Linked DNA regions of Homo sapiens: all the other regions are linked to region 2. The links are chromatin loops, found by intact Hi-C in ENCODE. Cell type or tissue: PC-3. All regions are shown on one strand.

Region 1 (4,000 bases), 670 kb before region 2:
CTCTTGCCACCCTCAGTCTTCTGCTGGTGTTTATCATTGGTCAAACCCAACTGAAAGCCGGGGTAAGGGAACATGAGTTTCATAGTCTGTGTGCATCACAAAGAGGGCAGAGCAAGGTAGAGAATTAACCTTCGAGATGGAATTGGAGTTAGAATAACCAGCATCCTTGATTCAAGGTGGTAAAAGGGAAGACAATGCTACCTGCCTATTTGTTAAGGAGACTGAGTTGACAGGAACAAAGTTTATCGGGTGATATTCCCATGCAGAATCAACATAGAAGCTCCTCATTCTTTGGCAAGAAATGTTCCCTCCAATTGTATATATTTGACATTGGTCGGAGTGATGGATGGAGAGAAAAAAATAAAGGATACTAGGTCCTTGGTGTGTTGTTTCACGTGAAGACCACAAAGATTTTCTAGCGGAGAGATGTATTCTTATGGTAACCAGTTTCTAATAGTCCTATCCTTGTGTAGTTCCCTCCCACATTATACCAGGGTTGGTCTCACCAATGGCATACAGCGGAAGTGATGGTGTTTCACCTCTGAGATTAGATAACAAAAGAAATTGCAGGTATATTATCTCTCCCCCATCCCCCCCTTTCCTGCTCTCCTTTTTTCTTCCTCCCTTCTCCCTCCTCCCTGCTCTCTTCTCTCCTCTCTGTCTTTCAACTGATCATGGTGGGGGGCGGGGTGGGGGGCAGGTGGGGGGAGCTATTTTGGGAGCAGCCCTGAAGAGAGACCTACATAGTGAGAATCTGAGACTTCCTGCCAACAGCCACATGAATAAGCATTGAAATGAATTTCCCCCAGTCAAGCCTTCAAATGAGACGACAGCCCATCTGACTACTTGACTGCCATGTCATGAGAGACTCTGAAGCAGAACCATGCAGTTAAGCTGCTTCCAGATTCTTGACGTTCAGAAACTGCGAGCTAACTTTGAGGTTAAATGCATTTGCTCCTTTTCAGTAATGATTTGTAACATGCATTTATTTTGTGCTTATTTTAATCTTTCACAAAGCCTGGGATTCACACTCTCTTAACTGTGTAACAAAGTCCTTGTCTAGCCTCTGAGACTCAGTTTCTTCAATTTTCAGTGAAGATCACAATAATCCTATCAAAAGGGTTGTCCTGAGGATCAAATTGTTGTCCAAAATACTTATAGTATTCTAATTCCCTTAGGACAGTGCCTAAAACAGAGTAACTACTTAACAAACTTAGTTGTTATCATTAAAGAGGGAGAAAAATGGGTTTCAAATACTATTTATAATTAAGATCATGGCACCAATGAAACCTGAGATTACAGTTCACCATTATTGCATGGTCTATTTCAGCTCTGTTATTTCTCTTGCCTCGAAGACAGTTCTGTTCTCTCACAATTGCTGCAATGCACAGTTTCCCAAAACAACATGCAGTTCTGCCAACCTCAGAGGCCTGGAGCTTTGAAACATCCCCCTCCTGACCATGGAGAATTGGCTGTCTCCACTCGCGCCTCCTTGGCAGAAGGGGAATCCCTGATTTTCTGGACATGCTTTGTCACTCCCTGGGTGTGAGCCAGATCTTGCTCATGATTTCCATTCTCTAATGACTCGGGGATGAGCATGTGACTGAGTCATAGGGAGCCGGTGGGGTGTGGGTGGCTGTATGGTGTTTATACTGAAATCACAGGGGGTTGGGGCTTCATAGAAAATAGCAACAATGAGTAGATGACCGGTTCAGATGTGAGTTCAGCAAACCACCAAGGCACATGTATACCTATGTAACAAACCTGCATGTTCTGCACGTGTATCCCAGAACTTAAAGTATAATTTGAAAAAAGAAAAAAAAAAAAGAAAATAGCAACAATGAATAAGGAGTCAGAGCAGCTCACCCAAGCTCTGTCATGTTTCACACTTAACCTGGGAAAATTCACCAACTTTCCTTGTTGCTAAAAACTGCCAAGTTTTTCAATCAGTAAGCGCATCTTCTTTCTCTCTAAGAATGATGTCAAGAGCACTATTAGTAGCTTTTGTCTTGAAGCTTGAGCTGGCCTTCATGACAATCTTCCCACTTTGGCAAGAGAGTACATCCATTTTAGTTTTCAACTCTCCCTTACTCCCCAGAAGCAGGTAAAAAGGAAAAGCAGCAGTGAAAATAGTAGCTGTCATTCTGTGTCAATTACCCTCCTAGGCATAGAAATCTCTGACTGGAAAAGAATGGAAGAAAATTGCCAAGTGGACAGAAGGTTGAATCCCAGTATTTTCTCTCCAAAGCAATTCACCTTTCAGACTACACATATTCAAAGAAGCATATGGGCCGGGTATGGTGGCACATGCCTGTAATACCAGCACTTCGGGAGGCCGAAGTGGGGGTATCACATGGGGTCAGGGGTTTGAGACCAGCCTGGCCGACATGGTGAAACCCCATCTTTACTAAAAATACAAAAATTATCCAGGTGTGGTGGCATACACCTGTAATGTCAGCTATTCTGGAGGCTGAGGCAGGAGAATCACTTGAACCGAGGAGGCAGAGGTTACAGTGAGCCAAGGTTGTACCACTGCACTCCAACCTGGACGATAGAGTGAGTGAGACCCTGTCTTAAAACAAACAAACAAAAGCATATGTACAAGCACATATTTAGAGTCATGCTGTTTACAATAGTGAAAAATAGGAAGCTACAAAAATGACCATCTATTCGTGACTAATTCAACTCATTCATATACTTTCAAAAGTGGTATACTCTATAACCATTAGCAAGAATATGCTATATTTATTTGTATTATATACCCAAATTATAAATCATTCTACTATAAAGACACATGCACACATATGTTTATTGAGCCACTGTTCACAATAGCAAAGACTTGGAATCAACCCAAATGCCTATTAATGATAGACTGGATAAAGAAAATGTGGCACATATACACCGTGGAATATTATGCAGCCATAACAAAGAATGGGTTCATGTCCTTTGCAGGGAAGCCATCGTTCTCAGCAAACTAATACAGGAACAAGAAAGCAAACACTGCATGTTCTCACTCATAAGTGGGAGTTAAACAATGAGAACACCTGGACACAGGGAAGGGAACATCACACACGGGGGCCTGTCAGGGGTTGGGGGGCAAGGGGAGGGAGAGCATTAGGACAAATACCTAATGCATGCGGGACTTAAAAACCTAGATGACGGGTTGATAGGTGCAGCAAACCACCATGGCACGTGTATACCTATGTAACAAACTTGCATGTTCTGCACATGTATCCCAGAACTTAAAGTAAAATTAAAAAAAGATAAATAAATAAAAAACAAACAAAATCACACAAAGGAATGTATAAAATATCTATAAGTGAGCCACGTCACAGTATAATAGGAATAGTGTAGTTCCATTTCTGTTTTGAATTATCCTCTGAGTGTGTATCTGCATATATTTATTCGAATAAAAAATGTAGGTGTCTGGAACGTTACACACTAAACTATTAACAGTAATTGGGGGTGGCCTGGTTTTGGGAAGGATCAGAAGAAAAACAGCTTTTACTCTCTAAAAATCTCTAAAATTCTACACTGTTTGAAATTCTAACAACAAACATATTTGTGGATGACTTTTAATTACTTTTTATTAACCAGCTTAAAAACGGAGAGGTATAAGACATGGTACCCTGGGTTTCTTCTAGTTTCTCTGCAACAAACTAGTTATGAACAACTAGCTAGTTTTGGAGAGAGGCCCAAAGTATAGGAGAAGGGGAAAAAATGAAGGGATGTGGGAGAAAGAAAAGAAGGAAACTGGACAGTGGGAAGAGAAAATAACTACACGAGTATAGTCCAACAGGAACTATGGAAGAATTCTAAAACTCTAGACTCACCTGGAAGTTTGCTGAAAGACAAAGTTGGGGCCCTAGCCCTGGAGATCTTGAGTCAGTCGGTCTAGAGAGGACAAGGGAAACTGCATTTTAATGCTTCTCCCAGGTGTCTCTCATTAGAAACCATAAACAATGGGGTTAAGGCCCAGCTCCGCAACCACTGCCTCTGC
Region 2 (4,000 bases):
AATTGGTGCCTGCCTATAGAGATATATTCACAGTTCAAAAGTCAGGTGCTGAGAGATGGTTTAAAGACAAATTCATGAAGGTATATTTTGTGTTATAGTTGTTGATGAGTTCTTTGGTTTTCTGTATTTTTCCCCCTCTCTTTAAAACATCACTGAAATTTCAATAAATTTTTATTGAAATGTCTTTGGGCCTTGTGTTAAATGTTTTTTCTTTGGGAACCTTTCCTGAAGATGGACAGTCAGGGGAGGGTTTAGTATCTTCTTGTTCTGAGTTTACCCCCTTCCCTTCGCCTTTAAATAATTAAGACCGCCCCCAGCGAACCAAAATGAGATGTCACTCAAGTTACAAAGCTAAAAACAAAAGTCCCTTACTTGAGCGAAGGGAGCCACTTCAATCTGAAATTACTTTTCCTTTAAATTAGGGAGCAAAGCAGGGAGACGGAAAGGGGCCTGATGAGAATACAGAAAGAAGGGTAATTTCAGATACTTTTAAGTTTTAATGGAAAAAGACTGATGTGCTCCCTAAGTCAGGTTTTCCCACCCGAATCCGACCAAAAGTAAGCTCGGCAAGTACGAATGTTTTTCGTTTTAAGCTCGCCCTCAGTTTTGACATCAATCTGGCGAATCCAAGTCGAAAATACCTTCTTGCACCAGTGTGTTTGGCTCGGGGAAAAGGCCAGCAGAATGCCCCAGCAGTCCGAGCGGGCTTGGCTAGGCAGCAACCCTCCAGGTTGTAGAAGTGGACAAGACGCAACGCCTTTCCACTCGGCAACCCCCCACACAGCCTGCAGTCCCTGGTGCCTCAAATTGAACCCGGCTGGCCCAAGGCGCCCCTACGAGGCCCCATCCATCCCGAGTTGTGCGTGCAAAGCGCGGCCAGCTCCGCGAAAACTTAGCTGTGTCACGCGAGGGAGGAGGGAAATTATCCCCGAAAGGGGAAAGGTAATTCCAGGGTGCACATTTCACCCCCTCCACGGCAAAAGTCACCCAGGAGGCTGACATCCTCCCCTAGTCTCCCCTTCAAACCCGTCTCCAGGCTGTTCGGGGAGTTGCCTTTTGAAGTTCAATTTATCTTTGAAACATTCAATAAAAAATGATGAGGCACTGTCAGTCTTTTGGTCTCCCGACCCCCAGCCTCGCCTCCGAGGTGTGTGTCTGTTGGGGGGCGGGGGCGGCACGGGAAGGTTCGAGGGTTAGTCCTTAGCCCTTTTCTTGCCCTGGGGGCCATGACGTGAAGACCCAGCTGGAGCCTGCCTGGCGGCTGCCTCCCTCCCCACCCCCCACCCGCCACCCCCTGGAGCCCGCCAGCCCGGCCCCAAGTCCCTGTCACCTTCAGGCCTCTTGAATGACCGGAGAGGAGGACGCCCCCTCCCTTCCCTCATCCTGTACTTGGAAGGGATCGAGGTCGAGACCTTTTGGAGAGCGGGGCAAAGCCCCTTCCATCTCTGGCCAGGCACGTGGGGACCCCTACAGCCTCCTCTGCGATGTCTCCGGGGGTGGGAGGGAAGACAGACAACCAGAGTATGTTGGTGCGGAGTCGCGGGGGGGGGGAGGGGCGGGGTGCGCTGCGGGGGTGGCAGGGCCTGAGCTGAGACGGGCCCTGGGGACCTTTGAGGCTGGGGCTCCCCCGAGGACTGGGAGATTTCCAGGGCGCGCTCCTTCTGCGCAGCGGCTACAGCCTGAAGGGGGCAGCTCTGGATCCAGCGACAACGCGCGGTGTCCGCGCCTCTGAGAAGGTGGTAGTTGGCTGGTTGCGCTCTCCCGAATTGGGGAAAAAAGAACTCAGCCTCCAAAAGGGAAGAAATGCTTTGCTTTTCTCTTCTTTCTCAGTCCAAATTTGCTTACCTCCTCCCTTCTCTCCCCCCGCCCCCGATTTGGGGACCCTGCTCAGACTTGTGTCCAGCCTCTCTTACTGGCGTTCCTCTTTTTTTTTTTTTTTTTTTTTTAATCTCCTGTGTATCTCATTTGTATATTGTGATGTTAATGAGTAACTCCTGTAGCGCTGATGGGCGGGGGGTGGAGGGGATGAACGGCTCGCAGTCTCTCTGGATTTTGCTGCCTATTACTCACCTGGCGCCGGTCGCAATCTCGCCGCAGGCTTTATGGTGGCTGCGGCCGCCCCAGAGGCCACTCAGGGCAGGCGCCTTCGCCTTTTTTCTGGGCTTCGAGTGCCACCTATCTGTCTCGTCTACGAATGCGTCCAGGTCGCCGCAGCTGGCTCGGCACCCCAGCGCCTCCCGGGTTCCGGAACTTGGGCGCTTCGCCTTCGCCCCTTCTCATCCCCACCACTCCCAGCCCCACTCCCCTCCTCCTCCGTCCCCAGCCCCATTCTCAGCCTCGGAAGAAGCTGCCTTCCCCTCTTTCCTGGATATCACTTTCACTCCCGTTTGTGCCTCAGATGAGAAAAACAGCCCTGCCCTCCTCTGGGTTTCCAAAGAATGTTAGAAAATTCAGTGCGGGAACCCTGGCTCGTAATTCTCTGGACAAGTTCCTTGCTGCTTGTAGAAATCTCTAGACCCTTGTTCTGGACCCCGCCTGGCGGGGGATAACCTGAATTCGCGATGGGTCGATAGAGAAAGGATACCTCCTTCCCCAACATACACACCTCAAATTCTGCCCTGGGGACAACTTGCCAGTACCAGGATGCTCTCTTTTTTACTCCACAACTTTGGAAGTTTTTGTTTTTTAACCTGGCCGCGTCTACAAGGACAAAGGCCATGACTCGCGGGAGCAGCAGTCCCTACGAGGGTCAGCTACCGCAGCCTGCAGGGCCCAGCACCTTCGTGACTTGTAGATTTAAGGTGACAAATGCGGGTGCCGGTCAGAGGCCTCCAACCCCTGCCTGTCGGGAAGGTCGGCTCCAGTCCTGGCTGCGCCCTGGAGTCTGAGACCCGCGGAGGGGAGGGGATGGGGTCGCCTTTTGCTGTGCTTTGAGCCGCGGGTGAAGGCGTCCGGGTTCCTGCTGACCTCCCGGCGCTAATTGCAGGGGCCGAAGGGCGCGCTCGGGCAGAGGCAGGGGTCACGACCTTGCGGCTCCCTCCTCCCGAGGTCCCGGCAACCTGAAGGAGCCGGGTGTGTGCAAGAGGGCGTGTGTGTGTGCGCGCTCGCGCGATTAGGGCCTCTCTCTAGATCTGCGCTGTTCTGGGACCCACTCTTTCTTTGTGGGGACAGTTCCTGACGTGTAGGCCCTTAAAAAAATTTCCATCCAAGAAGGAAAACCCAGATTCTGACCTTTCCCCTAAGCCAGCAGACAGACAGCCGCCTTCAGGCCGCTACGAGAGGCTTGCAACGCTTCACGACAGCGCGCTTTCTGCCTCGCTGGTTTCCAATGTGACCTCACGGCAACCAGCCAAGAAAGTGGCTGTCGGGGTGCAGCTGCGAGGCCGCCAGCGGCGACCTGGGTTCTTCTGTAGGTAGCCCAGTATAGACTCCTATCTAAGGGTAGCTCTTGGGTGTCTGCATTCTGGGGCCAGGAGCTGCAGGTGTTAGAAGGATATGTGTATGTTTGCGTGTAGCTGTGCGTGCTCCATCTGTAGCTGTCTCTTCCAATTTGGGTTTAGAAGTTCATGCGCAAGACAGTTCCGGATGTAGATGCATTTGGTTGTTTTATAATCAAGATGCGTATAATCAAGAAGTATATGTTGCAGATGTCGGAGTTCAAAGTACACGAAACAAGAATAATATAAATACTTGGCATACAAGGGACACGTGCACAAGCCAGGCACTCGGTGAAGCACCCCATAAAAGTGACCCCCGTTAGCCTTCACAGTTAACCCCATAAACGATATATGATCTTTATCTCTGTTTTACAAGAGAGGAAACTGAGGCATAGACCATTAAATCACTTACCCAAGATCCTCTGGGGGAAATTATGGAGCCAGGATTCAAACCGAAGTGGGCTCCAGGATCCACTGTAATTCCCTTTCCTAATTCAGCTGAAGGTGTACGTACCTGCGGCGCATATGTCCCGGATTTACAGAAATCTGAGGGGATGTTCCGG
Region 3 (4,000 bases), 960 kb before region 2:
CCTAGATAGCTGGTAAAAGTATTGTTTCTGGGTGTGTCTGTAAGGGTGCTGCCAGAGGAAATTGACATTCGAGTCAGTGGAGTTGGCGAGGAATACCCATCCTCAGTGTGGGTGAGCACCATCCAATCGGCTGTGAGTACAGCTGGAACAAAGCAGGCAAAAGAAGGTGGGATGACCTTGCTTGCTAAGTGTTCTGGCTTTCATCTTTCTCCCAAGCTGGATGCTTCCTTCCGCTCTTCCTGCCCTTGGACATCAGACTCCAGGTTCTTCAGCCTTTGGACTCTTGGATTTATATCAGTGATTTGCCAGGGGGCTCTTGGGCCTTGGGCCACAGACTGAAGTCTGCACTGTTGGCTTTTCTATTTTTGAGGCTTTTGGACTCAGACTGAGCTACTACTGGCTTATTTCTTCCCCAGTTTACAGAGAGTCTATCATGGGACTTCGCCTTGTGATGGTGTGGGTTAATTCTCCCTAATAAACTCTGTCTCATATATACATAGATCCTATTAGTTATGTCCTTCTGGAGAACCCTGACTAATACATAGGCTGTAGGAGACATAGATAGAAGCCAGGAGTTCAGATGGAAATAAGCCAGATGAAAGGTGACAATCACCAATTCTTAGTATGACCTTCAGTGTTAATGAAGGCATGATATTCTGCCATGTGGCTGTGTTATAATTTACCTAGTCGTTTTTCTAGAATTGGACGTGTGATTATTTCCAATTTGTATTCCTGTCCCACCCTTACTTATGAACCCACCTGAATAATTTTTTTCAATTCCATTCCCAACTGAAATATCATATTCTCTCTGACCCTATTAGGAAAGATTGTGTGAATTGAACAGTGCTTAGAAACAGGGCAGAGGCCTTTCTTCCTGGTGGTGTGGATAGGCTGTTTCCTGGAGAAATTAGGCTACACTGACAGTCATCTCGTTGTGTCTCCCTTTTGCAGATTTGGGGATCTGTAGGGATGCTGTTGGTGCCTTACCTGATCCCCTGGGATCCTCTTTGGCAACTGAGTCTGCATCACCCAGCTGTTGTGTAGGGTGCTGCTAACTGCTCATACCTCCAACCCTTCTTCAGAGAATTGCTTTGGAGTGACTGGAGCCACTTTGCCTGCAGGAAACTGAGAGTTTTACATTCCCTTCCATGGCAGCCCATAGTCAGTGACTGGCATATGCTGGGGTACAAAAGTCAAGTCTCCTCATCTCAAGGTGTGCAGTGCCATTAACACCCCAGGGCTCCTGGTCAGATCAGGATGAGGCTAGATTTTACCTGAAACCACATCATTGCCTGACTTCTTCCACTTTTCTATCTTGTTTCTTCCATACCAATATAGGTTTCTCTTAAGGGCACTCAATAAATCACTGGCACCTAATCCTTGTCCCAGGCTCTGCTTCTAGGGCATCTGGCCTAACCTAAGACAAGGCTATTTGTCCTATGTATAATCAGTCAACACAGATACAGACACACTACCTATTGTTTTCTTTATTCTATTTACTTGCCTTGATGCCAATGTGCTCTGTTATGTCATTGATTCATGCATTGATTTTCAATTTAAACAGCACCCAAAAGTATAATGATACCCTTCCTAAATGCATAGTGTGTTTTTCAGCATCAGAAAATGTGGGTTTGAGTCCTGGCTTCCCTATTTTGCTAACTCTACACCCTGGGCAGTTCCATGGCCTCTTTGAGCCTCCGTTTTCTCAGCTGTGAAATGGAAGCAATAGTAATGTTATCTCAAGTCAGGCACATGAAAAGCACTTTGCTTCTGAGAACAGTTATGATTCACCATAAATATGGCAGTTAAAGATGATAATTGGGAAGTATTGATCTGAATTTTCATCAGATTTCTGAGATATGGTTTTACATGGATGCTTGGCCCTTTTAATTTCATACATGAAAAATCTCTCTCCAATTCATAAATTTCACCAAAAATTTGGGCTCAGGGCCACCTTTATTCAAGGGTTTCAGGTACAACATTACCACCAGGTGGTAGTGTGGTTATATGTCCTGAGCAAAGCAATTTGTCCCCCATCTTCCAAAACTACTACAAAGGTTTTGTGATATATTCCATTCTATATACTCCTACCCTCTGTAAAAGCACAATAAAGTCATGCAGAATTCTCCAATGCAAGTTGTACACTTGCCAAGATATTTTTAAAAATTCATTTGCAGGCTGACTAAGCAAAACTGTTTGAACAACTGCAACTAGGCTCTCTTGGAGCAAAACCAATAAAAATATCAACCAGGTGGTAAATTATGGAATGTATAGATTGGGAGGAAGTTTCCCTAGATGAGTTTTGAAGAAGGTTTATCATAGGAAGTGGATGAAACCCAGGATGTTGTTTCCATACAAAGGCTGGCATGTGCCACTTGTCATACTTAAAATTCCATTCCATGCAGAATTTGGCCTACAGTAGGTGCTCAACAAATGTTAAAGAATCAATCAGTTCATCAATCAATCAGCCCACACATGCATGAATAAATGATTAAGGACTGTAATGGCAGAATGTATTTTATCTGTAGGATAAGCATTAAGAAACTCATCTGATGTAGACATGTGCTTTAGTTTTTGGGGAGAATGAACTCGATTGAACAAGCAATGTAAATAGGGTTGAGGTGTCAATTATCTGTGAACTTCCTTTTTAAGCTGAGAACTTGAAGAAGGAAACTGTTTGGAAAACTCTGCTGTAGCTGTTAGGAACTTCCTGGGCCCTGAACAAAATCAGTCTTGACTCCACAGTGTGAAAGAAGGGAGGAAATCTTAAAGCTCTGATTTTCTTTCCCCCAAGATACCAATTTCCCTTGGCCAGTCCTCATTCTCCATTCAATGATCTAACCTAGGCAGACTTGCAGCCCTCCTTCTAATTCCCTGTAGCAAATCTGAGACCAGGACAGGATGTCAAATAGCATCTCCCTAAAGGCTCTGGGATGGCACAAGGGAAATAAACTGAGAGGACATTGAGAAGAAATAGATGATTTGTCCCACTAGCTAAGTTACATTCCTCTTTGGCTTGAAGTGTCTTTAGGGTGTCTTTCTGCCTATTTCCTGGCTATTGATGAAGCAGAAGCCAACGTTTTCCAACAAGCTGGAGGTATTCCTGATGACATCTAGGCTGCTTGAAGTTGAGATTCGGGGGAACTGGGCCTAAGGAAAGGAAGGACTTTTCCCTCTTGTGTTTGTGTTAGCTAAAAATGCAAATGACTGCAAATCATGGAAAACCTAATGACAGAGGCTTAAATCACCCACATATCAGAAGTCCTTGTGAGTATGCAGTAGATTGTTGGCATTGGCTCAGTAAGCCAATAGTATTCTTTTGAGAGCTCCTGGGATTCTCTTGGGCTCTCCCTCATGGCCACAAGATGGTTACTTCCTGCATTGCCAGAGGGGAAAGAAGAAAAGGGAAAATGGGAAGGTCCAGGTTAAGGCTGTCTCTTTTTATCAAATTATATATAATGTTTCCAAAATTCTCCCTTGCCGGCTTTCATTTCTGTTTCCTGAACAGGACTAGTCCCATAGCTGCAAGGGAGGCTGACCGTGTTTCGCTTTCTAGCCTCTACAGCGGATGGTAGCCAGGGAGAAGGGAGGAGGAATAACTCTTGGGTCTCTAGTCAGTAGTGTTGGCCCAGTTTCTACAGCCTGCTTTCCAAGTTCCTATTTCTTACCTGGGTACCTGCATCTTACCTGATAATTCACATCTTGAATGCCCACATATATGAGAAGACGCCACTCACTTTCTGCCACAAGAAGCACCATAACAATCAGACCCAGATCTGTCCATGCGAGAGATACCCAAAGACAACAGCTAACATCTGCTGAAGACTTACTTGCCAGGCACTGTGCTAGGTATATCACATTGAACTTTTTAAAACCCTAAAAATAACTTTGAAATCACTCCATTTTACAGACGAAGAAACCAAGGCCCAGTTTTGTCGAGGGACTTGTCTGACTAAAAAGAGACATATTTTGGATTTGAACTAAGGCAGTGTCATGGTCT

Evidence for each region. Hi-C counts contacts between places; a loop is a spot of excess contacts. Peaks named below come from ENCODE experiments on the same cell type or tissue, not always from the same donor. Only the 100,000 strongest peaks of a DNase experiment are listed, where the experiment ranks them.
Region 1: it touches region 2 in a loop (8-fold over the local background); 3 of 110 quality-filtered maps call a loop at or near these places.
Region 3: a loop joins it to region 2, with 24 times the contacts of the local background. A loop is called at or near these places in 48 of 110 quality-filtered maps.

What each region holds. Positions count from the first base shown.
Region 1 is chr12:115,339,180-115,343,179 of GRCh38, reverse strand. The region is part of intron 2 of LOC124903082 (a long non-coding RNA gene); the gene reads left to right. Among named protein-coding and RNA genes, the nearest start is that of LINC02463, 550 kb to the left of the region's middle. RefSeq lists an enhancer at 1,112-2,311. In PC-3, no CTCF peak of the experiment used is centred here; a DNase peak (open chromatin) is centred at 1,569; H3K27ac peaks cover 2,310 bases.
Region 2 is chr12:114,666,439-114,670,438 of GRCh38, reverse strand. It overlaps TBX3 (T-box transcription factor 3), which reads left to right. Exons shown (of 7, transcript NM_005996.4): 7 at 1-184. Among named protein-coding and RNA genes, the nearest start is that of TBX3-AS1, 14 kb to the left of the region's middle. In PC-3, a CTCF peak has its summit at 2,171; DNase peaks (open chromatin) are centred at 318, 868 and 2,088; H3K4me3 peaks cover 3,899 bases; H3K27ac peaks cover 3,429 bases.
Region 3 is chr12:115,630,555-115,634,554 of GRCh38, reverse strand. All of the region lies in intron 1 of LOC105370003 (a long non-coding RNA gene), which reads left to right. The region is part of intron 2 of LOC105370002 (a long non-coding RNA gene); the gene reads left to right. Among named protein-coding and RNA genes, the nearest start is that of LINC02463, 250 kb to the left of the region's middle. In PC-3, a CTCF peak has its summit at 1,987 (motif pointing right); a DNase peak (open chromatin) is centred at 2,104.